Regions from separate parts of the Homo sapiens genome. Here region 1 is linked to region 2. A link is a loop called in an ENCODE intact Hi-C map of the cell type or tissue named here. Cell type or tissue: CD14-positive monocyte. All regions are shown on one strand. Each heading gives the region's core, and the rest is flanking DNA. Links, peaks and the distances in the headings are about the cores only. Region 1 has its middle 160 kb from the start of PRLR. Region 2 has its middle 88 kb from the start of PRLR.

What was found. Hi-C counts contacts between places; a loop is a spot of excess contacts. Peaks named below come from ENCODE experiments on the same cell type or tissue, not always from the same donor. Only the 100,000 strongest peaks of a DNase experiment are listed, where the experiment ranks them.
Region 1: it touches region 2 in a loop (3-fold over the local background); 1 of 110 quality-filtered maps calls a loop at or near these places.

The regions. Positions count from the first base shown.
Region 1 is chr5:35,385,520-35,402,477 of GRCh38, forward strand. No RefSeq gene overlaps it. Among named protein-coding and RNA genes, the nearest start is that of PRLR, 160 kb to the left of the region's middle. In CD14-positive monocyte, for the core only: no CTCF peak of the experiment used is centred there; a DNase peak (open chromatin) is centred at 8,602; H3K27ac peaks cover 1,910 bases.
Region 2 is chr5:35,310,299-35,327,256 of GRCh38, forward strand. No RefSeq gene overlaps it. Among named protein-coding and RNA genes, the nearest start is that of PRLR, 88 kb to the left of the region's middle. RefSeq lists a silencer at 11,395-11,595. In CD14-positive monocyte, for the core only: no CTCF peak of the experiment used is centred there; DNase peaks (open chromatin) are centred at 9,163 and 9,533; H3K4me3 peaks cover 981 bases; H3K27ac peaks cover 2,075 bases.

The sequences.
Region 1 (16,958 bases), core at 5,581-10,580, 73 kb after region 2:
TAGCAGTCAGGGAGCCTCCCCTTTGCAGTGGATCCCTAACCTCGAGGAGCAAGAGAACAAAGTAAGGGCCCAATACAAGTCCCTCAGAGTGAGAGCACACAGTCCAGGAGTTGGGAGCTGAGTGTTGGCCCTCTAAAGTCTTCTGGAAACGAGGCCAGTTGGCTCAATCCACCTTACACCACAACCAAAACCTCAAGGCCATCAAATAAGATAAAAGAAAAAAAAATTCAAAAATCAGCAATCTCAAAGAATAAAGGAGGATAAGCCCACAAATATGAGAAAGAATCAGCACAAGAACACTGGCAACTCAAAAAGCCAAAGCGCCTTCTTTCCTCCAAATGACTGCACCAGCTCTCCAGCAAGCGTTCTAAACCAGGCTGAGATGGCTGAAATGACAGAAATAGAATTCAGAATCTGGATAGGAACAAAGATCATTGAGCTACGGGAGTACACTGAAACTCAATACAAGAAAGCTAAAAATCATGATAAAACAATGCAGGAGCTGACAGACAAAATAGCCAGTATAGAAGAGAACATAAACAACCTGACAGAGCTGAAAAACACACTACAGAAATTTCATAATGCAATCACAAGTATTAATAGCAAAATAGATGAAGCACAGGAAGCAGAGGAAAGACTCTCAGCTTGAAGACTGGCTTTCTGAAATAAGACAGATAAAAGTAGAGGAAAAAATGAAGAAGAACAAACAAAACCTCTGAGAAATATGAGATTATGTGAGGAGACTGAGTCCCTGAAAGGGATGGGGAAAATGGAACAAACTTTGAAAACATATTTTAGGATATCATCCATGAGAACTTCCCCAGCCTAGCTAGAGCGGCCAACATTCAAATTCAGAAAATGCAGAGAATCCCAGTAAGATACTTCACAAGATTATCCACAAGACACACAATCATCAGATTCTCCAAGGTCAAAATGAAAGAAAAAATGTTAGAGGCAGCTAGAGAGAAAAGTCAGGTCACCTACAAAAGGGAGCCCATCAGACTAACAGTGAACCTCTCGGCAGAAGCCCTACAAGTGAGAAGAGTTTGGGGGGTCAATATTCAACATTCTTAAAGAAAAGAAATTCCAACCCAGAATTTTATATCTGGTCAAACTAAGCTTCATAAGTGAAGGAGAAATAAGATCCTTTTCAGAAAACTAAATGCTGAGGGAATTAATTACCACCAGACCTGCCTTACAAGAGCTCCTGAAGGAATCACTAAATGTGGAAAGGAAAGATCGTTACCAGACACTACAAAGATACACTGAAGTACACAGACCAGGGACACTATAAAACAACTATATAAACAATTCTGCATAATAACCAGCTAGCATCATGATGACAGGGTCAAATCTGCACATATCAATACTAACCTTGAATGTAAATGGGATAAATGCCCCAATTAAAAGACACAGTGGCAAGCTGGAGAAAGAACCAAGACCCATTGGTATGATGATGTCTTCAAGAGACCCATTTCACATAAGCTCAAAATAAAGGGATGGAAAAAAATCTACCAAGCAAATGGAAAACAAGAAAAGCAGAGATTGCAATCCTAATTTCAAACAAAACGTGTTTTAAACCAACAAAGATCATAAAAGACAAAGAAGAGCATTACATAATGGTAAAGAGTTCAATTCAACAAGATCTAACTATCCCAAATAGATATGCACCAACATAGGAATACCTAGATTCATAAAGCAAATTCTTAGAGAACTTTGAAGGGACTTAAAGATTCCCACACATAATAGTGGGAGACTTTAACACCCCACTGACAATATTAGACAGATCATTGAGACAGAAAATTAACAAAGATATTCAGGACCTGAACTCGGCACTGGAGCAAGTGAGTCTGATAGGTATCTAAAAACTCTCCACCCCAAAATAAAAGAATACACATTCTTCTCATTGTCATGTGACACATACTCTAATATTGATTAAATAATCAGACATAAAATACTCCTCAAACAAGCAAAATAAATCAAATCATAACAAACACTCTCTCGTACCACAGCACAAACAAATTAGAAATCAAGACTAAGAAATTAGCTCAAAACTATACAATTACCTTGAAAGTGAATAATTGCTCCTGAAAGACTTTGGGGTAAATAATGAAATTAAGGCAGAAATCAAGAAGTTCTTCAAAACTAATGAGAACCATGATACAATGTACCAGAATCTCTGGGACACAGCTAAGGCAGTTTTAAGAGAGAAATTTATAGCACTAAATGGCCACATCAAGAAGTTAGAAAGATGTCAATATAACAACTTAATATCACAACTAAAAGAACTAGAGAACCAAGAGCCACCAATCCCAAAGCTAGCAGAAGACAAGAAGTAACCAAAATCAGAGGTGAACTGAAGGACACTGAGACAGGAAAAACCATTCAAAAGATCAATGAATCCAGGAGCTATTTTTTTAATTAATAAAGTAGACTTCTGTCTGGACTAATGTTTATTAGTCTTAATAAATATTTTTAGATTAATAAAGATTGTTAATCTTTATTGAAAGAAAAGAGAGAAGATTCAAATAAACACAGTAAGAAAGGAAAAGGGGGATATTACCAGTGATCTCACAGAACTACAAATAACCATCAGAGAATATTATGAATACCTATATGCCCATAAACTAGAAGATCTAGAAGAAATGGTTACATTCCTGGACATATACATCCTCCCAAGACTGAACCAGGAAGAAACTAAATTCCTGAACAGACCAATAATGAGCTCTGAAAATGAATCAGTGATGAATAGCCTATCAACAACAACAACAAAAAGCTAGGACCAGAGAGATTCACAGCCAAATTCTACCAGATGTACAAAGATGAGCTGGTGCCATTCCTGCTGAAACTATTCCAAAAAATTGAGGAGGAAGGACTCCTCCCTAACTCATTTTTTGAGGCCAGCATCATTCTGATACCAAAACCTGGCCAAGAAACAACATCAACCAAAAAGCTTCAAGCCTATATCCTGCTAAATATTGATGCAAAAATCTTCAGCAAAATACTGGCAAACCAAATGCAGTATCAGATCAAAAACCTTATCCACCACGATAAAGTAGGCTTCACCCATGGGATGCAAAATTGGTTTAACATACGCAAATCAATAAATGTTATTCATTCATCTCATAAACAGAACGGAAGACAAAAAGCAAATGGTTATCTCAATAGATGCAGAAAAGGCTTTCGATAAAATTCACATCCATTCATACTAAAAGCTCTCAATAAATTAGGTATTGAAGGAACATACCTCAAAATAATAGGAGTCATCTGTGACAAATCCACAGCCAACATCATATTGAATGGGCAAAAACTGGAAACATTCCCCTTGAAAATCGGCACAAGACAACGATATCCTCTCTCATCATGTCTGTGCAACATAGTATTGGAAGTCTGTCTAGGACAATCAGGCAAGAGAAAGAAGTAAAGTGCACCCAAATAGGAAGAGAGAAAGTCAAACTATCCCATTTTGCAGATGACATAATCCTTTATCTAAAAAATCCCATAGTGTCAGCCCAAAGCTCCTTAAGCTGATAAACAACTTCAGCAAAGTCTCAGGATAGAAAATCAATGTGCAAAAGTTACTAGTATTCCTGTACACCAACAACAGTCAAGCCGAGAGCTAAATCAGAAATGCAATCTCATTCATAATTGCCACAAAAAGGATAAAATACCTAGGAATGCAGCTAACCATGAAGGTGAAAGATCTCTACAAGAGGAACTACAAAACACTGCCCAAAGAAATCAGAGATGACACAAACTAATGGAAAAACATTCCATGCTCATGGATAGAAAGAAGCAATATTGTTAAAATGTCCATACTGCACAAAGCAATTTAAAGATTCAATGCTATTCCTAATAAACTACCAATGACATTCTTCCTAGAACTATAAAAAACTAAAATTTAAAATTTAAAATTCATATGGAACCAAAAAATAGCCTGAATAGCCAAGGCAATCCTAAACAAAAAGAACCAGAGCTGGAGGCATCATTCTACCCAACTTCAAACTATACTACAGAGCAAAAGTAACCAAAAGGGCATGGTACTGGTACAAAAACAGACACATAGACCAATGGAACAAAATAGAGGACCCAGAAAGGAGGCCACAAACCTACAACTATCTGATCTTTGAGAAACCTGACAAAAACAAGCAATGGGGAAATGATTCTTTATTCAATAAATGGTGCTGAGATAACTGGCTAGACATATGCAGAAGATTGATTCTGGACCCCTTCCTTATGCCATACACAAAAGTTACTCAAGATGGATTAAAAACTTAAATATAACAACCAAAACTATAAAAACCCTGGAAGACAATATAGGAAATACCATTCGGGACATAGGAACAAGCAGGGATTTTTATGGCAAAGACACCAAAAACCACTGCTACAAAAGTAAAAATTGACAAATAGGATCTAATTAAACTAAAGAGCTTCTGCACACAAACGAAGCTATCAACAGAGTGAACAGACAATCTACAGAATGGGAGAACATTTTTGCAAACTATGCATCTGACAAAGGTCTAATATCCAGCATCTGCAAGCAACTTAAACATATTTACAAGAAAAAAAAACAATCCCATTAAAAAGTAGGAAAAATACATAAACAGACACTTTTCAATAGAAGATATACATGTGACCAACAATCATATGAAAAAAAGCTCAATATCACTGATCATTAGAGAAATGCAAATCAAAACCACAAAGAGATTCTATCTCATACCAGTCAGAATGGCTATTACTAAAAAGTCAAAAAGTAACATGTGCATTGCAGCACTATTCACCGTAGCAAAGACATGGAATCAACCTAAATGCCCATCCAATGGTACACTGGATAAAGAAAATGTGGTACACATACACCATGGAATACTATGCAGCCATAAAAAAGAACAAGATCATGTCCTTTGCAGGAACATGGATGGTGCTAGAGGCCATTATACTTAGCAAACTAACGCAGGAGCAGAAAATCAAATACCACATGCTCTCACCTATAAGTGGAAGTGAAATGATGAGAACATGTGGATGCTTGGAGGGGAACAACACGTACTGGGACCTATGGGAAAGTGGAGGGTGGGAGGAGGGAGAGCATCAGGAAAAGTAACTAATGGGTACTAGGCTTAATACCTGAGTGATGAAATAATCTGTACAAACCCCCATGACACAAGTTTACCTATATAAAAACCCTTTATATTAATTAAAAAAAATAAATAAAATTTCTTGTCTGCTTTTGGACACTCTTCTACATGAATTTTAAATTCGCTTTATCATTAGATTTTCCTAAAACACACACACACGTGAGTGCTTACACCCATATACACATATACATCTCTCTTATGTTAGGATGCTTCTAGTGGGTGTAAATATTTTATTGTGTTTTTAATTTGCATCTCCTTGATGCCTAACAATATTGAGCAGCTTTTCTTTTGTTTATTGATCATTAGCATATATTATTTCCTGAAGTTTTGTTCAAGCTGCACATATTTTTCTTGGGTTGCTTGTCTTTTCATTGACTTGTAAACATTCTTTATACATTCTGAATGCAAGTCATTTATTAAATATATATGCATTATAAATTGTGGCTTGCAATTTCATTTTCTTAATGGTGATTTTTAAAGAGCAGAATTTTTTTTTTTTTTTTGAGACAGAATTTCACTCTTGTAGCCCAGGCTGGAGTGCAATGGTGTGATCTCGGCTCACTGCAACCTCCGCCTCCCGGGTTTAAGTGATTCTCCTGCCTCAGCCTCCCGAGTAGCTGGAATTACAGGTGCCCGCCACCATGCCCAGTTAATTTTTTGAATTTTTAGTAGAGATGGAGTTTCGCTATGTTGGCCAGGCTGGTCTCGAACTCCTGACCTCGTCATCTCTCCTCTTGGTCTCCCAAAGTGCTGGGATTACAGGTGTGAGCCACCACGTCCCGCCAAGAGCAGAACTTTTAAGTTGCTATAAGATGCAATTTATCTATTTTTTCTTTTATGATTAATACTTTTTGTGTCTTAGCTGATGATTTTATGCTAATCTTGGGATCATGAAGATTTCCTCCAATTTATTTTCTAGAAAGTTTATAGTTTTGCTTGTTGTTCAGGCTACAATCCCCTGAGTTGTTTATGTGCATTATGCAAGGTAGGTTTTGAGACACCTAATTTCTGTCTGGCCTTGTGTCTGAGTTCCAGTCTGAAAATTTGCCTGGCACATTGATCCTTCTAGAACTGGCATCCACCTTGCTTTGACCTGTACATCCACCTATCCATCCCACTCTGGGAAGAGACTTCTAGACATGAATTTCTGCTCAGACCCTATTCCCACTTACAGATTTTGTGGGACCTACTTCTCATCTCTGGATAGTGCCTGCTCCTTGATTCCTTTGCCCATACTTTCTCTACTTGCCTCTCAGCAGGCCCTGCTGCTGCATGTTCCATGTATTTGCTGCTATTTGCAATACTGCACTAACACCATTGCCAGTATTCTTTTCTCCAGCTTTCTTTGCCTCAGACTAGACATCCAGTTTCAAGTCTAGTATCTCCCATTCTGTGCCATCCTGGGCAATTTAACTGGACCATGCCTAGCCATGTCCATGATTGTTGCAATAGTTCTTTTTGTATATCTATGATTATTGCTTCTCCTTAGAGGCAGGGATTTTATCTTACCCATTTACATACATCCCTTGATCTTCCCCGTAATGGTTAATTTTATGTGTCAACTTAACTAGATCATGAGGTACCCAGATATTTGACTAACCATTATTCCTGTGTGTGTCTGTGAGGGTGTTTCTGGATGAGATTAGTATCTGAATAGGCAGTAAGCAGATGGCCCTCCCCAATTTGGTAGGAGATCATCCAATCCCTTCAGGGCCTGAATGCAACAAAAAGGTACAAAAAGGAATTCTCTTTCTCTCTCTCTCCTTGACTGAGTTGGAACATTAGTCCTCTACCCTTAGATTCAGACTTATACCACCAGAGTTCCTTGTTTTCAGATATTTGAACTTTGACTGGGACTTCACCACTAGCCCTCCTGGGTCTCTGGCTTGCAAACAGCAAATCGCAGGACTTCTATATAAAGAGAGTGGGGGAAGGGAGATTCATTTTATATCTATATATATAGATATATAGATATAGATATAGATAGATAGATATATAAATGGACTTAATGGACAGTACACTGCATTACCTTTATAATCCAAAAGAAGGCTGGTAAAGGCTATAAAAATGTATAAAATTACATATACCCACACACATACATGTTTGGGTGTATATATAGATAAATAATAAATCTCCCTCCCCTTCTACAGCTCAGAGTTAAAAAAACAAACACTTTGAAAAACATATGAATTTGCAAATAAATCTAAGTTTTATAAAGAATTTTTCCAAGTTACAAAATATTTTACAGAGTCTTATGAGTAAAAAAAGAATAAAATCTGTGATATGGATTGCATTTTCAAATTGAGGTAAAGATGCAGTGGCTCACAGGCTGATTTGCTTTAAGCAGAATTTATTTTCTTTCAGACAGTAGCTTTATGAGCCTATGCTGAGACTGGGCAATTCAGAAATTTAAGGGCTGCTCAGACATGCTCTCTTTGACCAGGTCAGACAGCCTGTAAGTCTTTGTTCTCAATGGACAGTACACTGCATTACATTTATGATCCAGAAGAAGGCCGGCAGAGGCTATAAAAAATATTCTTTGCAAGAAAGTTTCCAAGCCATTCAACTGTATAAATTACCTAGATATCTCGCTCTCTACTTAAGGAAAGAACATTTCCCTCCCGCAAAACAGATTACTTTTTCATTCCTGAATGATTTGTTTTTGGATATTTATTTGCTGGTTTAATTTTTGAATAGGTGTTAAATTTACACAGTCTAAATTTTAAAAATATACATTGAATGAAACAACTTTCTTCAGTCTCACTCCTTCATCTACCTGTTCCCCATCCTCACCAAAGATAAAACATGAAACCATCATTGTTTCTTTCTTGTGTGTCCTTCCAGAGGTTTTCTATGCATATAGAAATGAATATGAGTGTATATTCTAATTCCCACCTCTTTTACAGAAAAAAAAGGGGCTAGACTTAGGAGGACCGCCAAGTGTCTGTTAGCCCAGGACTTTCCCAGTTTTAGTGCTTACAGTCCCCTGTCTCTGGAAACGTTTTAACTCTGAGCAACTAGGATAGGTGGCCACTCAAATGTCCTTCTATACACTGTCTGACGCCAATCTATTTCAAAGATGTTTTCATCTCCATACCAAAATCTTCTCATTCCTTTTGTATATCTTCATAATTTTATAGATACTCCACTATATATTTAATTATTCTCCTGTGGATAGATATGTGAGAGGCTTTTTGGGGTAATCTTTGGCTATAACAAACAGTGCTGCAATGAATAAGTCTCTACAGAAACATGCAAAGGTATCTTTAGGTTATATTCTCAGAAGTGGAGTTGCTGAGTGTATTAGTTTGTTCTCATGCTGCTATAAAGAACTTCCCAAGACTAGGTAATTTATAAAGAAACACGTTTCATTGACTCACAGTTCCGCATGGCTAGGAAGGCCTCAGGAAAGTTACAATCATGGTAGAAGGGGAAGCAAACACATTCTTTTTCACATGATGGCAGAAAAGAGAAGTGCTGAGCAAAAGGGGGAAAAGCCCCTTATAAAAACATCAGGTCTCATGAGAACTCACTCACTGTCACAAGAACAGCAGCATGAGGGTAATGGCCCCTGTGATTCAATTACCACCCACCGGGTTCCTCCCACGACACAGGGGGATTATGAGAACTGTAATTGAAGATGAGATTTGGGTGGGGACACAGCCAAACCATATCACTGAGTAAAAGGAAAAATGTGTTTTCTGAGATATTGCCAAATTATCGTCTATAGGGGCTGTGCCAATAGGCACCCCCATAGAAGTACATGAGAGTGCTTTTCCCCATGGTCTTGCCAAGAGATACTGTTTTAATCCATTGAATTGGAAAAAGTCTAGAAGTTTGAAATACCAGTAGAGTTTTAACTTTAATTTCATTTTTCATTAAATTGGAAAATATCTAGAAGTTTGACATACCAGTAGAGCTTTAATTTCATTTTTTAATGGTAGAGGTTGAGCTTTCTTTGCTAGAGAACATTTCGCAATTTCTGTTTCTGAGAACTCTTTATATCTTCTATCTGTTTTTTTTTTCTAATGAACTTTTCCCTTATGAGAAATATAGCATATTTTTAAGGCAATTTACCATTCCTAAAACTGTTAGTTTCAGAATTTTTTTCAGTTTATAATTTTGTTTTGATTTTTCTTATTTTTTAATGCAGCTTTTTAAAAATTTTTATGTAGTCAAACTTATCTACCATTTCTTATGGCTTATAGGTTTTGAATCATAGGAAGGCTACCTTTACTCTCAAGGTTATAGACAAATTTTTTCATTTCTTTCTTTAATATACAATGGTTTGATTTTTTATAATTTAATCAATCTATCTGGCAATTATTCTCATGAATAGTGGTGTATGGTTCTAACATATTTTTTTCCAGATGGCTACCTAGTTGTCTCAGCACTATTATATTAAATTATCCCACTTTCCTCACTGATTTTAAATGTCACTTAAGCATATACTAAGTTTCTGTATGTATCTGGGTCCTTTCCTGAAGTTATCGTTGGTTCCATTGGTCTGCCTATTTATGCTCTGGTATAATATCATTTTACTTATTGAGGTTTTATCATATATTTTAATATCTGGCAAGGCTATTTGTATCATGACTAGTTTGTTATTCTAGAGTTTTCATGGCTATTCCTAGGTTTTTATTTTTTACATGAATATTAAAAACTCTAGATACATTAAAAATCATTATTGTGTTTATAAGGATTATACTACATTTATATGTTAACATAAGGAGAATTAAAATTTTTATGATATTGAACCATTTTTGACCTTAATTTATTAAATTTTAAATCTTCTCTTGTGGCTTTGGCAAACATTTAAGGTTTTCTTTATATGCATCTTGCACATGAGTTGTTAACCTTATTTCTAAAAATTTTACTTTGATTCTATTATGATTATAGAATCAAAGTAAAATTATAATTATGTTTACTTTTTTTTAAGACGTTATATATCATCCAACTGGTGGTTTATGTGTGTGAAGTTGACAATTAATTTTGTAGCTTCAAAACTTATGCAATCTCTTATTATTCAAATACTTTTTATCTGATTCTTTTGAGTTTTCTGGGTATGTAATTATACTAACTGCACTAGGAATAGGTCAATTTTCCCCTTTCCAAATTGTATATCTTTATTTCTACTTTCTAATTGCTTTGGCTTTTAATCTTCAATAATAGTGGCAGTAGTTGGATTCCTTGTCTTGTCCTGAATTTACTGTTTTCTCATTAATTTTGACACTGTGATGGACATAGAAAGAGTGTCATACTCAGCAATTCCATTATTGGGTATGTAATCAAAAGAAAACAAATCATTCTACCAAAAGACACACGCACTCACATGTTCATTGTAGCATTATTCACAATAGCAAAGACATGGAATCAACCTAGGTGTCCATCAATGGTGGGTTAGATAAAGAAAATATGTCACTCCTCCAGTAGAAAGTAAAGTGGGAAGATGGCCAAATAGGAAAAGCTCCAGTCTACAGCTCCCAGCATGAGCGACGCAGAAGACAGGTGACTTCTGCATTTCCATCTGAGGTACCGGGTTCATCTCACTAGGGAGGGCCAGAGAGTGGGTGCAGGACAGTGGGTGCAGTGCACCGTGCACGAGCCGAAGCAGGGAAAGGCATTGCCTCACTCAGGAAGCACAAGGGGTCAGGGAGTTCCTTTTCCTAGTCAAAGAAAGGGGTGACAGACGGCACCTGGAAAATCGGGTCACTCCCACCCCAATACTGCACTTTTCCAACGGGCTTAAAAAACGGCGCACCAGGAGATTATATCCCGCACATGGCTCGGAGGGTCCTACGCCCATGGAGTCTCGCTGGTTGCTAGCACAGCAGTCTGAGATCAAACTGCAAGGCAGCAGCGAGGCTGGGGGAGGGGCGCCCACCATTGCCCAGGCTTGCTTAGGTAAACAAAGCAGCCGGGAAGCTCGAACTTGGTGGAGCCCACCACAGCTCAAGGAGGCCTGCCTGCCTCTGTAGGCTCCACCTCTGGGGGCAGGGCACAGACAAACAAAAAGACAGCAGTAACCTCTGCAGACTTAAATGTCCCTGTCTGACAGCTTTGAAGAGAGCAGTGGTTCTCCCAGCACGCAGCTGGAGATCTGAGAATAGGCAGACTGCCTCCTCAAGTGGGTCCCTGACCCCTGACCCCTGAGCAGCCTAACTGGGAGGCACCCCCCAGTAGGGGCAGACTGACACCTCACACAGCCAGGTACTCCTCTGCGACAAAGCTTCCAGAGGAACGATCAGACAGCAGCATTTGCGGTTCATGAAAATCCGCTGTTCTGAAGCCACCGCTGCTGATACCCAGGCAAACAGGGTCTGGAGTGGACCTCTAGCAAACTCCAACAGACCTGCAGCTGAGGGTCCTGTCTGTTAGAAGGAAAACTAACAAACAGAAAGGACATCCACAGCAAAAACCCATCTGTACATCACCATCATCAAAGACCAAAAGTAGATAAAACCACAAAGATGGGGAAAAAACACAGCAGAAAAACAGGAAACTCTAAAAAGCAGAGCACCTCTCCTCCTCCAAAGGAATACAGTTCCTCACCAGCAACGGAACAAAGCTGGACAGAGAATGACTTTGAAGAGTTGAGAGAAGAAGGCTTCAGGTGACCAAACTACTCCAAGCTACAGGAGGAAATTTAAACCAAAGGCAAAGAAGTTAAAAACTTTGAAAAAAATTTAGACGAATGTATAACTAGAATAAGCAATACAGAGAAGTGCTTAAAGGAGCTGATGGAGCTGAATACCAAGGCTCGAGAACTACGTGAGGAATGCAGAAGCCTCAAGAGCCGACGCGATCAACTGGAAGAAAGGGTATCAGTGATGGAAGATGAAATGAATGAAATGAAGTGAGAAGAGAAGTTTAGAGAAAAAAGAATAAAAAGAAATGAACAAAGCCTCCAAGAAATATGGGACTATGTGGAAAGACCAAATCTACGTCTGATTGGTGTACCTGAAAGTGACGGGGAGAATGGAACCAAGTTGGAAAACACTCTGCAGGATATTATCCAGGATAACTTCCCCAATCTAGCAAGGCAGGCCAACATTCAGATTCAGGAAATACAGAGAACGCCACAAAGATACTCCTCGAGAAGAGCAACTCCAAGACACATAATTGTCAGATTCACCAAAGTTGAAATGGAGGAAAAAATGTTAAGGGCAGCCAGAGAGAAAGGTCGAGTTACCAACAACGAGAAGCCCATCAGACTAACAGCGGATCTCTCGGCAGAAACTTTATAAGCCAGAAGAGAGTGGGGGCCAATATTCAACATTCTTAAAGAAAAGAATTTTCAACTCAGGATTTCATATCCAGCCAAACTAAGCTTCATAAGTGAAGGAGAAATAAAATACTTTACAGACAAGCAAATGCTGGAGATTTTGTCACCACCAGGCCTGCCCTAAAAGAGCTCCTGAAGGAAGCACTAAACATGGAAAGGAACAACTGGTACCAGCCACTGCAAAATCATGCCAAATTGTAAAGACCATCGAGGCTAGGAAGAAACTGCATCAACTAACGAGCAAAATAGCCAGCTAACATCATAATGACAGGATCAATTTAGAACATAACAATATTAACTTTAAATGTAAATGGATTAAATGCTCCAATTAAAAGACAAAGACTGGCAAATTGGATAAAGAGTCAAGACCCATCAGTGTGCTGTATTCAGGAAACCCATCTCATGTGCAGAGACACACATAGGCTCAAAATAAAAGGACGGAGGAAGATCTAACAAGCAAATGGAAAACAAAAAAAGGCAGGGGTTGCAATCCTAGTCTCTCATAAAACAGACTTTAAACCAACAAAGATCAAAAGACAAAGAAGGCTATTACATAATGGTAAAGGGATCAATTCAACAAGAAGAGCTAACTATCCTAAATATATATGCACCCAATACAGGAGCACCCAGATTCATAAAGCAAGTCCTGAGTGACCTACAAAGAGACTGAGACTCCCACACAATAATAATGGGAGACTTTAACACCCCACTGTCAACATCAGACAGATCAACAAGACAGAAAGTTAACAAGGATACCCAGGAAATGAACTCAGCTCTGCACCAAGCGGACCTAATAGACATCTACAGAACTCGCCACCCCAAATCAACAGAATATACATTTCTTTCAGCACCACACCACACCTATTCCAAAACTGACCACATACTGGGAAGTAAAGCTCTCCTCAGCAAATGTAAAAGAACAGAAATGATAACAAACTATCTCTCAGACCACAGTGCAATCAAACTAGAACTCAGGATTAAGAAACTCACTCAAAACTGCTCAACTACATGGAAACTGAACAACTTGCTCCTGAATGACTACTGGGTACATAATGAAATGAAGGCAGAAAGAAAGATGTTCTTTGAAACCATTGAGAACAAAGACACAACATACCAGAATCTCTGGGATGCATTCAAAGCAGTGTGTAGAGGGAAATTTATAGCACTAAATGCCCACAAGAGAAAGCAGGAAAGATCCAAAATTGACACCCTAACATCACAATTAAAAGAACTAGAAAAGCAAGAGCAAACACATTCAAAAACTATCAGAAGGCAAGAAATAACTAAAATCAGAGCAGAACTGAAGGAAATAGAGACACAAAAAACCCTTCAAAAAATTAATGAATCCAGGAGCTGGTTTTTTGAAAGGATCAACAAAATTGATAGAACACTAGCAAGACTAATAAAGAAGAAAAGAGAGAAGAATCAAATAGACAGAATAAAAAATGATAAAGGGGATATCACCACCGATCCCACACAAATACAAACTACCATCAGAGAATACTACAAACACCTCTACGCAAATAAACCAGAAAATCTAGAAGAAATGGATAAATTCCTCGACACGTATACCCTCCCAAGACTAAACCAGGAAGAAGTTGAATCTCTGAATAGACCAATATCAGGCTCTGAAATTGTGGCAATAATCAATAGCTTACCAATCAAAAAGAGTCCAGGACCAGATGGATTCACAGCCGAATTCTACCAGAGTTACAAGAAGGAACTGGTACCACTGCTTCTGAAACTATTCCAATCAATAGAAAAAGAGGGAATCCTCCCTAACTCTTTTTATGAGGCCAGCATCATCCTGTTACCAAAGCGGGGCAGAGACACAACCAAAAAAGAGAATTTCAGACCAATATCCTTGATGAACATTGATGCAAAAATCCTCAATAAAATACTGGCAAAACGAATCCAGCAGCACATCAAAAAGCTTATCCACCATGATCAAGTGGGCTTCATCCCTGGGATGCAAGGTTGGTTCAATATACACAAATCAATAAATGTAATCCAGCATATAAACAGAACCAAAGACAAAAACCACATGATTATCTCAATAGATGCAGAAAAGGCCTTTGACAAAATTCAACAACCTTCATGCTAAAAACTCTCAATAAATTAGGTATTGATGGGATGTATCTCAAAATAATAAGAGCTATCTATGACAAACCCACAGCCAATATCATACTGAATGGGCAAAAACTGGAAGCATTCCCTTTGAAAAGTGGCACAAGACAGGGATGCCCTGGCTCACCACTCCTATTTAACATAGTGTTGGAAGTTCTGGCCAGGACAATTAGGCAGGAGAGGGAAATAAAGGGTATTCAATTAGGAAAAGAGGAAGTCAAATTGTCCCTGTTTGCAGATGACATGATTATATATCTAGAAAACCCCATTGTCTCAGCCCAAAATCTCCTTAAGCTGATAAGCAACTTCAGCAAAGTCTCAGGATACAAAAACAATGTACAAAAATCACAAGCATTCTTATACATCAATAACAGACAAACAGCCAAATCATGAGTGAACTCCCATTCACAATTGCTTCAAAGAGAATAAAATACCTAGGAATCCAACTTACAAGGGACATGAAGGACCTCGTAAAGGAGAACTACAAACAACTGCTCAACGAAATAAAAGAGGATACAAACAAATGGAAGAACATTCCATGCTCATGGGTAGGAAGAATCAATATTGTGAAAATGGCCATACTGCCCAAGGTAATTTATAGATTCAATGCCATCCCCATCAAGCTACCAATGACTTTCTTCACAGAATTGGAAAAAACTACTTTAAAGTTCATATGGAACCAAAAAAGAGCCTGCATTGCCAAGTCAATCCTAAGCCAAAAGAAGAAAGCTGGAGGCATCATGCTACCTGACTTCAAACTATACTACAAGGCTACAGTAACCAAAACAGCACGGTACTGGTACCAAAACAGAGATATAGATCAATGGAACAGAACAGAGCCCTCAGAAATAATGCCGCATCATCTACAACTATCTGATCTTTGACAAACCTGAGAAAAACAAGCAATGGGGAAAGGATTCCCTATTTAATAAATGGTGCTGGGAAAACTGGCTAGCCATATGTAGAAAGCTGAAACTGGATCCCTTCCTTACACCTTATAGAAAAATCAATTCAAGATGGATTAAAGACTTAAACGTTAGACTTAAAACCATAAAAACCCTAGAAGAAAACCTAGGCATTACCATTCAGGACATAGGCATGGGCAAGGACTTCATGACTAAAACACCAAAAACAACGGCAACAAAAGCCAAAATTGACAAATGGGATCTAATTAAACTAAAGAGCTTCTGCACAGCAAAAGAAACTACCATTAGAGTGAACAGGCAACCTATAAAATGGGAGAAAATTTTCACAACCTACTCATCTGACAAAGGGCTAATATCCAGAATCTACAATGAACTCAAACAAATTTACAAGAAAAAAACAAACAATCCTATCAAAAAGTGGGCAAAGGACATGAACAGACACTTCTCAAAAGAAGACATTTATGCAGCCAAAAAACATGAAAAAATGCTCACCATCACTGGCCATCAGAGAAATGCAAATCAAAACCATAATGAGATACCATCTCACACCAGTTAGAATGGCGATCATTAAAAATTCAGGAAACAACAGGTGCTGGAGAGGATGTGGAGAAATAGGAAGACTTTTACACTGTTGGTGGGACTGTAAACTAGTTCAACCATTGTGGAAGTCAGTGTGGCAATTCCTCAGGGATCTAGAACTAGAAATACCATTTGACCCAGCCATCCCATTACTGGGTATACACCCAAAGGACTATAAATCATGCTGCTATAAAGACACATGCACACGTATGTTTATTGCGGCACTATTCACAATAGCAAAGACTTGGAACCAACTCAAATGTCCAACCATGATAGACTGGATTAAGAAAATGTGGCACATATACACCATGGAATACTATGCAGCCATAAAAAATGATGAGTTCATGTCCTTTGTAGGGACATGGATGAAATTGGAAATCATCATTCTCAGTAAACTGTCGCAAGGAGAAAAGACCAAACACCGCATGTTCTCACTCATAGGTGGGAATTGAACAATGAGAACACATGGACACAGGAAGGGGAACATCAAACTCTGGGGACTGTTGTGGGGTGGGGGGAGGGGGGAGGGATAGCATTAGGAGATATGCCTAATGCTAAATGATGAGTTAATGGGTACAGCACAGCAGCATGGCACATGTATACATATGTAACTAACCTGCACATTGTGCACATGTACCCTAAAACTTAAAGTATAATAATAATAAAATAAAATAAAATAAAAAAAGAAAAAATGGCACATATACATCATGAAATACTATGCAGCCATGAAAAGGAATGACATCATGTCCTTTGCAGCAACATGGTTGTAGCTGGAGGCCATTATTTTAAGTGAATTTGTGCAAAAGCAGAAAACCAAATACCACAGGTTTTCATTTATAAATGGGAGCTAAACGTTGAGTACTCATGAACATAAAGATGGCAATAATAGACACTGACTAGGGAGTGGGG
Region 2 (16,958 bases), core at 7,604-12,603:
TTGGGAAACTAAATGAAAAACGTATTGGAATCCAGACCGGCAATCTCAGCCAGAAATGAAATGAAGCCAAATAATATAGGAGAAAAGCCAGAATCTAGGCAAAGGTCTGAATATTAGGCAGGAGGCACCATAGCCTGGAGGAGGCCTTGGACCAAGCTGTTGTAAGACATAGGCTTCTTATTTCCTTGAGGGGATCTTGGTGCACCTGTGGCCTGATCCTAAGTAAGAAAGGGTGGAAAGGGGTGGGACACAGGCTGTTCCTGACAGCCAGGGAAGAAACAATAGCTTCCAGATTCAATGCTCCCTCTATAGAAATCAAATCCACTTCTGAAGCAGGGGTGGCAGTGGGTATTCCTGGTAAAATAATGTGTTGAAAGTATATTCTTCCAGCTAAATATTTGGTAAAATCAACAATTTGTCATTTTACCTGAAGTTATAGTACTGCATGTCTGTGTGAATTTCTGTGATTCTAATCATAGTATTTTCATAAATGCAGTATAATTTGGGGACTGCTTTTTTCTCTCCTTTGTATTGCTTTTAGTGGGCAAATGCAACAATTAATAAAGTTTTCAGTTACCCAGACTCATAGAACATAGAACAAGTAAATTAGGTTTGGTAATGATTTATATGTACCTTTTATATATACTTCTATTTAGAGGAGTGAATACAGATCTCTTTTAAACCAAGAAATCCTTTTATAAAGGGACAAGAAGCTCACTAACATCTAATTTGTAAATCTGGATGCTTACATATCTGGTAAAATATTACTTATCAACATGTCCTCAGAACATTTAGTCCTATGGACATCATTTAAAATATTAAGCTGTGCAAAAGATCAGAGTATGGAAATATGAAGGCAGACATTGCTGATCTTTACAATAAATATCTTACCACTGTGAAAACTCAAAAATTGTGTTTGTTCTTGCCACTGACGGCTTTCAGTCTTGCTTTCTGGTGCCCTTCTGGGCAACTCCAGCAGAAGTGAAAAAAAGGCAACAGAATTTCCTAGTGGTTGAGAAAGGGAGACATTTTTGGATAAAAAAATTGAAGTGCTTTTTTTTTTTTTTTTGCAATGGAGGGCTAAATGTTTTCAGCATCTATTTCATAATCAGTAAAGTGAGGGAAGCAAAGTCATAGTTCTAGGGAGAAGGTAGTTTTGATAAGAGCTAGTTTAGGCAACATCAAAGAATGCGTAATTCAGCACTACCCTAGATCTCTAACTCTCAAACGCTCCACAGAACCTATCACACACAGAAACCCATCATTTGAAAGGCATAGGAAAGCCACACTGATGAGACTCAATCATATGGATTTCTCAATTTACATAGGTATTGATCATACAGATTTCTCAATTTGCATAGGTATTGAGACAGTTTTCTCTCAGTTTGTAGGCTCAAAACTAGAGATTGTTAGGTGGAATCTTATTTCACTTAGCCCCGTATGGACACCATTTTTAGCTTTGAAACAACTCTAGTTCAAAGGGCAAAATGTGCTAATTCATGAGACTCCATTTATGCCATCCATTGTAATAGTCAAGTTTAAATTAGTTAAAATGAAATAAAGTTAGAATTCAGTTCTTCAATTGCAGTAGCCACATTTCAAGTGTTCAAAAGCCACAGGTGGTTAGTGGCTACTGTACCAAACACTGGAGAAATAGAACATTTCCATCATTGTAGAAGATTCTCTTGGACCGTGCTGAGTGTCTAATTTTATGAGCACATTATATAAGAGTACATTTTAGAACTAAAGCTTCATCATTAAAATGTGTGGACTTTTGGTAAGATCTTCATCATTAATACTTGCATTTTAGGAGACTGAAGTCTTCTTTGAACTTGGATTAGTGAAACTCTAAGGGCAGTTAACTCTGAGGATGAAGTTATCAAAAAACTGAATAATATCATCTATGCCTATAAAATAGATGCAAAATGAATAAATAATTTCTAGAGAAGACTTTGTAAGAAGTACCTAACATATAATTAAGATCAAACTTTGAAACAACCTAAATTTTAAATAGTTCAAGCTCTGCAGGATAAACCCATTGAGGGCTGCTGCCTTGAGTTAGAGATCTTAGAGATTGTTAAAGGAAAGTAATCAGCATTTTTTCTTTCTTTGGTCACAGTATTTCAGGCACTGCATATGGAAATCATTAATGCATATTGGACATGTAATCTTTTGTCCTAGATGCTAATGGTTCAGCTCAGATATGTGGTCATCCTCTCTTCCTTCATCATTGACTGGTTCATTTGTGAAGAATAAATTGTGAGTAAAGAACTCTTATGGAACACAAATTACCTAAACGATTATAGTTACTGGTATCATTTTCTTTTTAATTTTATTTTTATTTTTGAGGCAGGGTCTCCCTCTGTCATCCAGGCTGGAGTGCAATGGTACAATCACAACTCACTGCAGACTCGATCTCCTGGGCTCAAGTGATCCTCCCGCCTCAGCCTCCCAAGTAGCTAGAACTGCAGGCATGCACCACCATGCTCTGCTAATTTTAATTTTGTGTAGAGTTGAGGTCTCACTATGTTGTCCAGGTTGGTCTCGAGCTCCTGACCTCAGGTGATCCACCTACCTTGGCCTTCCAAAGTGCTGGGATTATAGGCATGAGCCACTGTGCCTGGCCAATTTTTAATTTTTTAAATTGACAAATAAAAATTGGTTTATTTGTGGTGTACAACATGATGTTTTGAACTATGTATACATTGTGGAATGGCTAAATAAAGCTAATTAACACATGCATTAGCTCACATACTTATGGTTACTGACATTTTTAATCAACAACAACAAAAAAAGCATGGAAATAAGTTTTTCTTTTCTTATCTTCTTCTCCTCAGTGATACAGCCATTTATTTTCATTAGAGAATTATTTCACAAAGTTACAGGGAACTTTGCAATGAGTTAAGTATACCCAATTTTCTTTTCAGTAAATAGCATAGAATTGAAAAAGATTTCACTAGGTGACTTCTCAAGTCATCGACCTCTGCCTAAAAGCTGCTTTGACAGAAGAGGAGGTAAATTGGATTCGGTTGAGTAGAGGATTTCAAGCTAACACACAGCTCAGGGAATTAAATATTTGAGGCCCAGGGCCATGCTTCTTCTGTGGGATAGCTGAAGTCAGGCAGAACTTGGCATTGTCTGCATGTTAGGAATATATTGCAAAATTGAGGAGCAGATTTGAAACCACAAAACTCGTACTGTCAGTTTATTTAGCCACAATGAGGATTTACCAGGGAGACATGAGGGCAAATGAGTCATGCTCAGTGTTTGCCTCTCATATAAAGAGAAAAGTGGCACTGAAGGATGGTTCAGGCACTTAATTTTTTAGGTTCTAACACTCTCTGGAGGGGCAGGTGTAGAGGTTTTTCTACTTTAAATAATTAAAGCATTAAGAGGAATTTATTGAGATGAATTCATTTTAGCAGATGATACATTTAAAATGACTTCCACTGTCATTTATTTTTGTCTCAATTCCAGTTTAGCATTTTGATAAGATTTGTATCAACAAATTAATGAATTGTGGTCATGTGTATATGTTTGTGTGTCTGTGTATGACCCAATCCTTAAAGAAAAGCCTTGTGAACCAATCTCTATAGCTAACAGGACTGTGAAGTCTTTTCCAGCATATATTCTTGGAATAAAATCTTACGTGTTATTTGAGTTGGTTAAAAAAATTTCTGGCCTTGCACTTTTAGAAGACAAAAACAGTTACTTTGGGGTATGTAGATTTAAGGAAATCAATGATACAGCATGAACTTAAAATAATTTAAGATCAGGAAAGAGAGGGTATTAGTTTATCTACCGCCAGATAACAAATTTCCCCAAAATGTAATGGCTGAAAACAATACATATTTATCTTATAGTTTCTGAGTCAGGCACTATGGAGCAGCTCAGTTGGGTGTTTATGGTTCAAGGTCTCTCATGAGGTCGTGATTGAGATATTGGGCAAGACTGCACTCAAGGCTTGACTGGGCTAGAGGATCTACTTCCAAGCTCACTCATGCAGCCATTGGACTTGGACTCTTCAACTCCTCACTGGCTCCTAGCCTCAGTTGCTCTTCACACACAGGCCTCTCCATAAAGAAATTTAAGCGTCCTCACAGCATGGTAGCTAGTGTCTCCCAGCATAAGCAATCCAAGAGAAAAGGCATGAGGCAGAAGTCACAGGTCTTTCATAACTTATCTTCGGAAGTAATACACCATCATTTTTTCCATCTATTATTGGTGACATAGATCAACCATGGTAAAAAGTGGGAGGAGAAATGCACAAGTCCATGAATCCCAGGATGTAAGAATGAGTGGGGCCATGTTGCAGGCTGGCTACCACAGAGCCAATAATCTGGAGTAGCGGCCAATTTGATTTTAGTAGATGTGGATGGTCCAGTTTATTTGGCTATAGGACTGTGAGTTAAGAAATTGAAAGTCAAATTTTATTTTATTTTATATATTCTCAGTGAACACACTCATGGATTGAAAATTTATTTTGTATCTAAACCAATAGATTTATGAGTGTCATCATTCTTTTCCCCTACCTCATAGGAATGATACTGTAACAAATTGTCATACTAGTGTGTGTTGGCATTATGAAGGAAGGAGATATTTTACTATCTTTTCTTTTAAAAACTATGTGTAGAGAAAGTTCAGAGTCCCCCAATGACTTGGCGTGTACTAGCTATCAGTAATACCTGCATGCTGGTTGGTTATTTGCTCCATTTTGGATGACCTTTTCTTTACAGGTCTCTTGAGGCTTAATGAGTGTACTCCAGTAGCGTTGTGGGTTGAGTGGATTGACTGATTACGTAGTCCTTAGATTTCTTTCTGGAGATTTACTCAGTGTAGGGTGAAAGTGAACTGAACAAAATCAGATGTTGTCTTTATTTTATTTTATTTTTTTTGAGACAGAGGCTCACTCTGTTGCTCAGACTGGAGTGCAGTGGCACGATCATGGCTCATTGCAGCCTCAACCACCCAGGCCCAAGCTATCCTCCCACCACAGCCTCCTGAGGAGCTGGGACTAGAGGCATGCACCAGTATGCCCAGCTAATGTTTAAAAGTCTTTTTTAGAGAGTGGGTGTTCTCCCTCTGTTACCCTGCTGGTCTTGAACTCCTGGACTGATGTGATCCTCCCGTCTTAGTCTCAAGTGCTGGGATTACAAGCATGAGCCACTGGGCCTGCCCAGAAGATGTGGTCTTGCTCTAAGTGAAAAATCATGTCAATTGATTTTGTAGGGTCCAGAACCATTCTCATAATTCCCAGTGCTGGAACATTGCATGGATACAAATTTCAAACAATTATATATCAAAAAACATGACAAAAGTAAATAAAAAAATACAAAAGTAGGCATGAAAGACCAACCCAGGGTAGTTTATTTCATATTTTCACCTTTCACTAGTGCATGGAAACACACTTCCTGAACTGCTACTTTATTCCACATTGTCTTGGATGCGTCCAGCAAGAGACTTAGAGATCAGAGATCTACATGTGCTCATCCTCAGGGTGTCTTTCTGTCTCAACATGACAGATTTTTCAGGGCAGAGTTCAGAGGCCACCTACCGTGGATTACAGGATATCAAATCGTATCTGAGGCCTCCTCTACCTGCCCCCCGACCCCCAAGCACCCTCCTTTTCCCTTTGTTTAGGCAAGGCTTGCTGCGGATTTGCAGGGACCCTCCCTACTTTCTTTGGCCTTCATATACTTTCTGAGGAAACTCCCCACTACATGGCAGTGGAAGGCTTTCCCTGGTAACATAGTCAATACCCCAAATCTAGTGCCTGTGTGAGTTTTGGGGACAAAAATGATTCTATCATCAGCTGAAAGAGTGAGGAATCAAGGCAAAAGAAGTTGGCAGAGCCAGTCCACTTCGGTTCCATGGAAACACCAGGAGGAAGAGATTCAGCTGAGCCACTGAATTGCTTTTTGGGAGACAGTGACTTGATTTTCTTATTTCTTATTTACCACAGAACCAGCATCAAGTTGATACTTTTATAGGGACAGCTCAAAGCAATGAATACCTTAGACAACTTACACAGGTCAGGAGGTCAAGAGAGACATAAGCACAGCCTGACAAGAAAAACTAAGAATTCATTTGACAAGCCTTTTTCTCTAGGCCATTTTTGGAAAGCCCAGGGATGGTGCTGGTCATATTGCTTTATATTCAGAATCTTAAGCACCAAAGCATAGTGGGAGGGGATAATTTTCAATTTTGAGGGAGCAACAGTGTGTCAGAAATAACTGAGATTGGGAAACGGGTAGGTAGGAAAACCCCACCAAATGCCTACAAAGTAAGAGAAAGGCCTGTAGAGTGGAAGAAAGAATTTAGAAGTAATTGGGGATGTTTGGATTGCATTTGTTATTTTGTGGTTTGAATATTTTCTATACATTCTCCAGCTGTTGTGATGAATAAAACAAAATTTGCTTTTCTTTTTTTGTTTACTGCCAGCTGTAGAAAAAACCCTGAACACCTGATATTCCTGAGAGCTGCCTTGTGAGAACAGCTGTCCCATCAAAGACCCTTGGCAGGGTGTTATTCTAGATGAGTCCATTAGCTATTGCGGAAGCCAACACACATGTGAGGGAAAGATTTTCCATATTTTGCAAGTCCCGCCTATTAAAGCTTTCTGTAATGACAAGATGGTATTGCTGAGTGACTTTTTAATTGTTTTTCCTAAGCAACTGCCAATGTTTAATTAGGCTTCAGCTAACACGCTCTAAGTTAATTTAAGACAAATGGCTGTGGTGTGGCTAATTGTTAGAGTATGGTGATCTGGGAGCATCTGACTCAAGCGTGAGTCTGTGCTCTGCAGATATGTGGTGGGTGGCTGAATGACCCAGACAGGTCTGATTGCCCCTGCTGGGAAACACCCAAACCACCTGTCTGGGATGAGTAATCTCCCTGACACACTACCTAAATTCACACCTCCATACTTCAAGCTAAACCAGTATGGATTTAAAGCCTGGAATTTTATTAAATTAATCACTAATAGCTTTTATGTGTGAATTTTATTATCAAATGAATCAACAGTAGCTTTTACGTATGAAAAGCATGCTTGTATCTATTGTATTAGACTGCCTTAGAAAACATCCATTAGAGCTGGAACAGACCTCAAGAAGATTAACTTCAATGCCGACATTTAAATAGGAACTAATAAGGGACGAGAGAGGAGGAACAACTTGCCCAAAGTCACCTAGATTTTAGGACTGGAACTAAAGCCTCAGCCTTCTCATTTTAAATCTTCTGCTTGTTTCCCCCTTCTGCCCACTCTGCCCCCTCAACCCTCACCCCAAATTGTATTAAGTTCACCACTTAACTCCAACTCTTTCAGGACAGGAAGTGGAGGTACAAGGATGAAGCTGGGAGGTGGGAATGAACATTTTTGATGGGCTGATACTTATGGCTCATGCTGCAGACAATGGACAGGGCCTGGCAGGTGGTAGGGATCAGCAGAATGCCTTTGATAGAGTTTGGCTCTGTGTCCCCACCCTATTCTCATCTTGAATTGTAATCCCCATGTGTTGAGGGAGGGACCTGGCGGGAGGTTATCAGATCATGGGGGCAGCTTTCTTCCTGCTGTTCTCATGAGAGTGAGTGAGTTCTCACCAGGGCTGATGGTTTTAATGTGTGGCACTTCCTCACTCTTGCTCTCTCCTGCCACCATATAAGACGTGCCTTGCTTCCCCTTTACCTTCCGCCATGATTGTAAGTTTCATGATGCCTCCCCAGCCATGCGGAGCTGTGAGTCACTTAAACCTCTTTTCTTTATAAATTACCCAGCTTCAGATAGTTCTTTATAGCAGTGTGAAAATTGGCAAATACAGCCTTGTAGCATAATTCCACAAAGTTGAAGGACACCCCCACCCTAAGTCAAGCTTCCATTGCTTCGGCCCTCTTGAGGCTTCCGTCTCCTTGAGTACGAGTTCTTTGGCTTTATTCTTTTCAGTCATTCCCTGACACCAAGAACCTTGCTCTCACCCTCCCACTCTGTGCTCAGTCCACTCTTGCATGGTCTTCCATCTTTGCTTCTTCTTGGTTGTGTCTCCCTTTAGTTCTTACGCCTTCTCTGTGTTTCAACATCTTCTCTATTTGTAGCTTAAACCAATGGGTTTTCTGATCTTCCCAGGTCTGTTATGGTGGTAAAGTGAGTTAAAACATGGCAACATTTGAGAGGAATGTCTGACACATAATCATATGATAAGCACACCCTAAAGAATGGTAATCATTTTCTTTATTATTATTCCGCTTGATTTCTTATATTTCTCTTGCTCTGCCAAATTATATTTTTATATTGTACTCACTTAAGAAACTCTCACCGTGTCCTGCTGAGTGGAGGTCTCCCTGCCACATAGGACACTCCATCCAATGTCTCCCCTCTCTTGTAGACCTGACATACTAGGGGCAAGCTGCTTTTTCCAGAGTTTCCTCATCTCTCTTCAAAAGACAAAGTAGATGACGTTAAGATATTATTTCAACAATTCCCTTATAGAACCAAAAAAGCTGTATTTTATTATAGTTGCTTGGAAGTGATATACCCTATTCAGCACTGTTTTGATTATAAAAATACATTTTAGCCCTCTTTTGAAACTTTCAGAGTTTATAGAATATTTATTTCTAAAAAGTCCATAGGAGTATAAACCTTGAAAAAAACCCAAAAAAGTGTAAATATTTGGGGGGAAAAAGACATTCAGAGAACTGATAAAAAGGAAATGAAGTGGATAACTTTTTTTTAGATAAAAATCTTTACTTGTAAATTACTTACAGAGTCACTTCAAATATTCATCATAATTGGGAAGATAGGCTTATTGCCAGTTACCCTAACAACATATGAGATAACAAACATTAAAAAAAATTTCATGAAAATTAAGTATGTCTTTAATATACAGGTAAGATAGGCATAAAAGGAAGAAATTTCTGATTTGGGGCATATGTGAGAAAAACAGAATACAAAAAGCAAAAGCACGTGCTGAATAAATTTAGTTAAATAATATATTCTACTTCACAGTCATTTTATTTCCACTAGCCCTAGTTTGCCAACATATTTATTATTGAAAATGAGATGTATGTTCTATGTATATTGCTCGAGGCTGATTTAGACAGGACTTTGTGTGCATTGCTGACCACAAAGAGAGTTTCAACTGAAGGCCAGAATAAAAATGGCATGGCTTACAATTTCACCACATTTGTTTTCAAAAGCAACGTGATTTCCTTTTCTAAATTGCAAAGCAAAACCAAACAAAATGGGCTAGTTATTCTTGAAAAACTTTGGCCATCCTTAACTCTCAATTGCTAGCAATATTTCAGATTCCTAATTAGTGTCTGAAAGAAAAAACATTGGCCACGAAAGAATAAAGAATAAATGATTTTATTTGATAAAAAAGCATTATAAGCAAGGTGAATGGAAAGTTTGTAGAATGTGTCCAGATGGTAAAAAAATTGTGAAAAATGAAACTCAAGAGAAGCTTGAAAGAAATAAGGAAATGTATCACTCTGTGTGTCATTACAAGTTTGGCGCTGGGCCAGTCTGCAAAAAGGGAAGTTTTAAGATGGTTGAAGCTTAGCTGTTTCTTAAGTAGCAAGACACAAAGGCTGCATCTATTAAGTACTCTGTGGTTATGATGATGTCATTTGGTGATTTCCACTGTCCTGATTGATTTATAGAAGATAAAAACTCTACTTTAGTCCAACAGAGATAGCAACCAAACTCTTAGATTCAGCTGGTGAACCAACTGGAAAATTAAAGTAATTCTGTGCCTTGGACACATTTCATTAATCTTCTTGTGGGACTTATTTCAGTTTTGTGAAATTGTTTGTTTAGAAATGGTAATAGATTCCATTTCAAGCCAACCAATAATCTATTCCTTTCTGCCACACTGGACGGAACTCTGGGTTACTTTAGTAAGAAAAACATCGTAATCTTCTCTCTGAGAAGGTTATAATTGACCTAGGTGGAAGGTTAGTCAGTGTAGACTTGAACTATAGTGCCTGGTTGAATTTGGGCTCCACCTTTCTTTCTTTGTGACTGGGAGAGTCAGTTAATCTCTGAAGCGTCTCCTCAGTTTTCTAATCCATGACTGGAGTGCATAAGCCTGAATGTGTATTAAATAAGATGATACTTGCAAAGCAATGACAATACTTGGCATGCAGTAACTGCTCCATAAATGTCATTTAGGTGGAAGATGATGTGAGAACCTTCTACAGCCTCTCAGTAGTGCCCTGTGCTTCTCTTATAAGAGCATTTATCATGCAGTTTTGCCAGTGCTTGCTTAATTGTCTCCTTTCACAGACTTTAGGTTTCACGAATGTGAGGGAAAGTATATCTTATTTCATAATTGACCATCAATTTATCTCAGCTCCTATCAAAATGTGTGGCACATAGTAGGCTCCAATAAATAGTTTTCAATGAATGAACACTTGTTACATGATAGTTTAGGGAAGACTTCCATTTGAATTTTAAACTGGTAAGTTGGCATTTAGATTTTATAAAGATTTTTTATTCTCCAAAGATAGTTTTTTTTCAATAACCTACAAATCCATAGTAGAAAGAAGAAGGAGGCAACATTGATGTGAAGCAGAAACTGCGCTAGATATCAGGATAGGTGGGTGGGAGGCCCAGTTTGGGTACTACTCATTGTGGAGCCCTGAGGAAGTCACCCCATCTCTTTGAGATACATGTACCTTAGCTGTAAAGTGGGCATAAGAAACTTGAGCTAACTAATGTAAAGTTTATGTGTGTGTGCTTATGTGTATTTTTTTTTTAAACTAAGGTAGGTGATAGGCTAATAAAAGGGAGTATGGCAAAGTGAAAGTGGCAAGTAAGAATTTACTTCTAAGGGCCGGGCGCGGTGGCTCACGCCTGTAATCCCAGCACTTTGGGAGGCCGAGGCGGGCGGATCACGAGGTCAGGAGATCGAGACCATCCTGGCTAACACGGTGAAACCCCGTCTCTACTAAAAATACAAAAAATTAGCCGGGCGCGGTGGCGGGCGCCTGTAGTCCCAGCTACTCGGGAGGCTGAGGCAGGAGAATGGCGTGAACCCCGGGGGGCGGAGCTTGCAGTGAGCCGAGATGGCGCCACTGCACTCCAGCCTGGGCGAAAGAGCGAGACTCCGTCTCAAAAACAACAACAACAACAACAACAACAAAAAAAAAAGAATTTACTTCTAAGAATGGGTTGTAATTCTCTAGATATAATCAGTCTCTGTTTAGTTCTAAAGCTTAGCTTTGTTATGGCCCTAATGCACGGTCAACTTTAAAAAGACCTGCAAACCAAAAAAAAAAAAAAAAATTAAAAAAAAAAAAAAACCTCTCTAAGCCTGAAAAATCTCCAGATATTCCCAAATTGGGGAATATTCAGATTCATGTTTCTCTGAAGGACAGTGCAAGGTCATCTACAGTATCCACCATCAATGTTTAACAACCTGTGGCTGGTGGACAAGCTACTTGAGATTCTCAGATGATAGAAATGGGTCAGGCCTATCAGCAGATGTGTTCGCATAGTAGGTTCACTTGATAGATGTCACCTTATCCTCCTAGACATTTCCTCTGCTGGAGAGCTCCATGTTCATCTTGAGATAGCCAAAAGTGGACAAGACTATTTTTTCCCACTCCCAGCTGCTTTCAGCAAGACAGACAGACACTTCACCTCCTTAGCTCTGCTTCTCTCCAGTGCTGTGTACCTTAGGAAAAAAGCAGTAACTGGTTATTGTAAAGTCACTATTATAAAATATTAAGGTCTTGAGGCCGTGTTCTAAATTAAACACAAGGAGGTTAAGAAGGAAAATCTTAATTAGAATTAAAAGTCACAGTTAAAACAAGAAGTGTTACTTCTTCTAGACAACATATATTTGAATACTATTTTCCTGGAAAATTAATTTCACAGAATTTATTCTTTGCATGATATGCAAGTAGAGGTATAGACCACACACATGGCTAATAGTATACAATGGTCATGCAGGAAGCAGAAGATAGTTGTAAAATAGGTGTTTTGTAAAAACAAAAAAAATAGTTATTTAACACTTGACCGTAACCCACTTAAATGTCCAGCGGAAGCAGTGACACTACATTGATACACACAACAGTACATTCGAGGAAAATAATTAAAATGGTAAATGTCTTGAAATGCTAAGTAAACTACAGAAATAATAAAATTCCCTATTGCATTGTGGTACTTCCTATAAAGTCTGACGAGAGCAGTTTGCTTTAAACAAGTAAAGAAAACTCTTTCACATTCTGGTAAGAAATTCCTTAGAGACAGAATTTAAAATAAAAATCACAATCCCCTTACTGGATAAAGCATATAATTTTCCTCCTTAGGTGCGTGAATTAAAAACAGCTGCCAAGCCTACTTAATTATGGGTGCTCAGAGTCAAACTAGACATGACAAATTTTCATTTTGATAGCAACCACATCGAGTGTTTACTTAGCAAGTATGGATAATTATTCCAGTTCTTATTTGAATTTTTTTTCTGGAACTGGTTGCATATTGTTAATAAAGGCTGTGATCACAGATCTCAGCATTTCAGAGCCTCTCTTTTTTCCCCATTTTTTTTTGTGTGTGTATGTATGTGTGTGTTGAGACTTTTCTCTGAATTTAAAAAGTGATTTCTCTACAACTGGTACACAAACACGAATTCTATCTCCAGAGAAACAGATGTATTAAAGTGTTGATGAAAAAACATTATTATGTTTTAGGCAGAGGTCTGAAAGTAAATCCTGGTCATCAACTCAGGGGATCACTTTGGTGACCAAAAGTTCTCATTCTAGTTGTTTAGTCTTTACTGTGAAGGGCTGAATCCACAGCAGTGGTTCTAGGAGACTGTGAATTTAGGAACGGTAAGGGATGCAGATGCTCACAGGCAATCTGCTCATCTGTGGGACTGGCTTTCAGAGCAAGGAAGAAGGCAGAGCATCAGGTTCCTAAATTCACATATATGCAAATAACAACTTTCTATTATGGGAAGCAATTTCATTTTATTTATCTTGTTTGGACTTCACAACAATAATTACTAAGATAGGAAAGAAATTCTTATCTCTATTTTTACAGATGAAGAGGCGAAGTCCCAGGGATGGTAAGTGTTTTGGTCAAATTAAACACCTATCATACATTGGGTGCTAGATCTGAGGATCAGAACTCCTAGTGCAGGATTCTTTGCAGTGTGGCTATAACTTCTGGTATCTTACTGGGGTGGCATGGTGCCTTGGAGCTACCAGATAAAGGGAGAATCAGGAGGACATGTTTTATAGTTTCCAGATAAAATATAGGACACCCAGTTAAATTTGAACTTCAGATAAACAAGAAATATTTTTCTAAATGTAAATATGTCCATGCCATATTTGGGACATATACTAAAATTATTCATTGTTTATCTGAAGTTCAGGTGTACCTGGGCATCCTATATTTCTATTTGCTGAATCTGACAATCCCAATCTGTTTTCCTTTCTGATAGGGCAACCCAAGTTAAAAAGTTAAAAATACCTTAGGGCAAGATGACCAACTGGACTCAGCCAGGTGGAAGATCTGCCACCAAGGGACCAAGACAGCTGGCATACTTCCAACAGATCTTCAGAGGGAAGGCACCACCAGTGGACAGAGGGAAGACACTGAAGTGGGCTGAATGGGGAGGAAGCTGGGAACCCTACATGGAGCTAGAGGCTACCATGCACCAGTACTCATGCCTGATCCCCAATGACTCCAGAGGAATGGGTGAGTTGAGCTGGCAAGGAGCAACTTGCCCTCATCAAGGCCTCTCTGGGACCCCAGCAGACGGAGACCCCTTGACCACTATGGACACTCAAGTTGTCAGGGAGAGCTGCTTAGAAAAGTGGTAGGGGCAACAAGCCAGTTGATGTAGAGCCCAGAGCATCTATAGTGGAGCATGCTCAGGGATTGCCAACTCCCCTTGGCTCGACTTGCTCCCATAGGAGACTAGCCCTATGGGAGCTGTGGGGCGTGAACTCTGCAGGGTAGTCTTGCCTATCAGATGGGGCTAGTGTGACTCAAGCACCCCTTGGTCTGCTGGCCCGTTCTGGGGCCCAGGTCTGGCCACGCCTGCTTGCAGGGCAGCCTCGGATGCCCCAGGGGCTCACATCACAGCTCTTGCCCTGGCAAACCATGCCTGACTGGTGAAGAGCTCCAGTGGGGCAGCCCATGCACCAACCCATGCACCAGTTCATCCATTCCCACCCCACACTGCAGCTTCCCCCAGGCCCACAGCAACTCCCCACATCACTTTGCCAACATGTGTGTGGATGGGTAGCTTCTGCCTTCCTTGCCCCACTAACATGTGTGTATGTGTACATCTTGTCCTGCCTCCACTGACCACCATTGCAGTCAGAGCCTTGGTGGGCAAAGAGCCTGCCAGCCAGGCCCTTGCCAGTGCCCCACCCTTGTGCCAACACTATTGTAGGAATGAAACTAGGCACAGAGAACAGTGGACCCTCCCCCACCCACTCTGAGCAACCGCCTCTGCCTGTGGCACACAGAGAATGCACACAGACCTGCGCCTGCCAGCACCCTGTCCCTGTGCCAACACCGCCACCAGCATGACTGTGTGCAGTCACCAGCAGGGGAACCCTGCCCCCCTGCCCTACTCCTGAGCTGCGTTGCCTCTGCCATTGTGGTGAATGCCAGCATGGAGGCAGGCACCCCAGCACCCACTAGCACCCTGCTGCAGCTGACAAGCATGCACCCCACTGCACCATGCTGCCATTGCTGCTGCTGCTGGCACGTTCTGGGGCCCAAGTCTGGTTTGCTGGTGCAAACGAGGATGGATACCACTGTCACTGAACTAGGAAATGCTTTGGCTGATACTACCCATCGGAGTGTAATGACCAGTGGTCAGGGAGTCCCTCAGCCACTCTAAGTCAGTGAATTCCTACCCTTGAGGAGCCAGAGAACAAAGTCAGGGCCCAGTACAAGTTCCCCAGGGTTAGAGCATGCAGTACAGGAATTGGGAGTTGAGAACTGGCCCCCTAAAACCTTCCAGAAATGAAGCCAGTTGGCTGAATCCATCTTATACCATGATGAAACCCTCAAGGTCATCAAATAAGTTAAAAGAAAAAAAAACCCCAAAGATTAGCAACTTCAAAGATTGAAGGAACATCAGCTCACAAAGATGAGAAAGGACCAGCACCAGAACTCTGACAACTCAAAAAGTCACGAGTGTTTTCTTCCTCCAAATGACCAACTCTCCAGCAAGGGTTCTGGATCAGGCTTAGATGGCTGAAATGACAAAAATAGAATTCAGCACATGGATAGGAACAAAAATCATTGAGATGCCAGAATACATTGAAACCCAATCCAAAAAAGCTAAGAATAAATTAAAATAATGCAGGAGCTGACAGACAAAATAGCCAGTATAGAAAAGAACATAACCAACTTGATAGAGCTGAAAAACACACTACAAGAATTTCATAATGCAATCACAAGTATTAATAGCAGAATAGGCCAATGGGAGGATAGAATCTTAGAGCTTGAAGACTGGCTTTCTGAAATAAGACACAGACAAGAATAGAGAAAAATAAAAAGGAATGAATAAAATCTCTGAGAAATATGGCATCATGTAAAGACACCAAATCTACAACTCGCTGGTGTCCCAGAAAGAGATGGGGAGAGTGCAAAAAACTTGGAAAACATATTTCATGATATCATCCATGAGAACTTCCCCAACCTAGCTAGAGAGGCCAACATTCAAATTCAGGAACTGCAAAGAACCCTAGTAAGAACTTCACAAGAAGATGATTCCCAAGACACTTAATCATCAGATTCTCTAAGGTTAAAATGAAAGAAAAACTGTTAAAGGAAGCTAGAGAGAAAGGTCAGGTTGCCTACAAAGAGAAGCCCATCAGAATAACAGCCGACCTCTCAGCAGAAACCCTACAAGCCGGAAGAAATCAGAGGTTGATATTCAACATGTTAAAAAACATTCCAATAAAGAATTTTATATCTGGCCAAACTAAGCTTCGTAGGTGAAGGAGAAATAAGATCCTTTTGAGACAAGCAAATGCTGAGGGAATTTATTATCACCAGATAACCGCTGCCTTAAAAGAATTCCTGAAGGAAGCCATAAATATGGAAAGGAAAGATCATTACCAGCCACTACAATAACACACTGAAGTACATAGACCAGTGACACTATAAGGCAACCACACAAACAAGTCTGCATAATAACCAGCTAACATCATGATGACAGGATCAAATCCACACATATCAATAATAACCTTGAATGTAAATGGGCCATATGCCCCAATTAAAAGACACAGAGTGGCAAGCTGGAGAAAGAACCAAGAGTCTTTGGGATACTGTCCTCAAGAGATCCAGATCACATGCAGTGACACACATAGGCTCAAAATAAAGGGATGGAAAAAAATCTATCAATCAAATGGAAAACAGAAACAAGCAGGGGTTACAATTACAATTTCAGACAAGACAGACTTTAAACCAACAAAAATAACAATATAAAAGAAGGGCATTACATAATGGCAAAGGGTTCAATTTAACAAGAAGACCTAACTATCCTAAATATATATGCACCCAACACAGGAGCACCCAGATTCATGAAGTAAATTCTTAGAGAACTTTGAAGAGACTTGGACTCCCACACAATAATAGTGGGAAACTTCAACATCCTACTGACAGTATTAGACAGATCATTGAGGCAGAAAATTAACGAAGATATTCAGGACCTAAACTGAGCCCTGGACCAAGTGGACCTGATAGTTATCTACAAAATTCTCCACCCAAAACACCAGAATATACATTCTTCTCATTGTTACATGGCACATACTCTAAAATTGATCAAATAATTGGACATAAAATACTCCTCAGACAGTGCAAAAGAACTGAAATCATAACACTCTCTCAGACCACAGCACAATCAAATTAGAAACCAAGACTAAGAAATTAGCTCAAAACCATACAATTACATGAAATTGAATAATCTGCTCCTGAATGACTTTTGGGT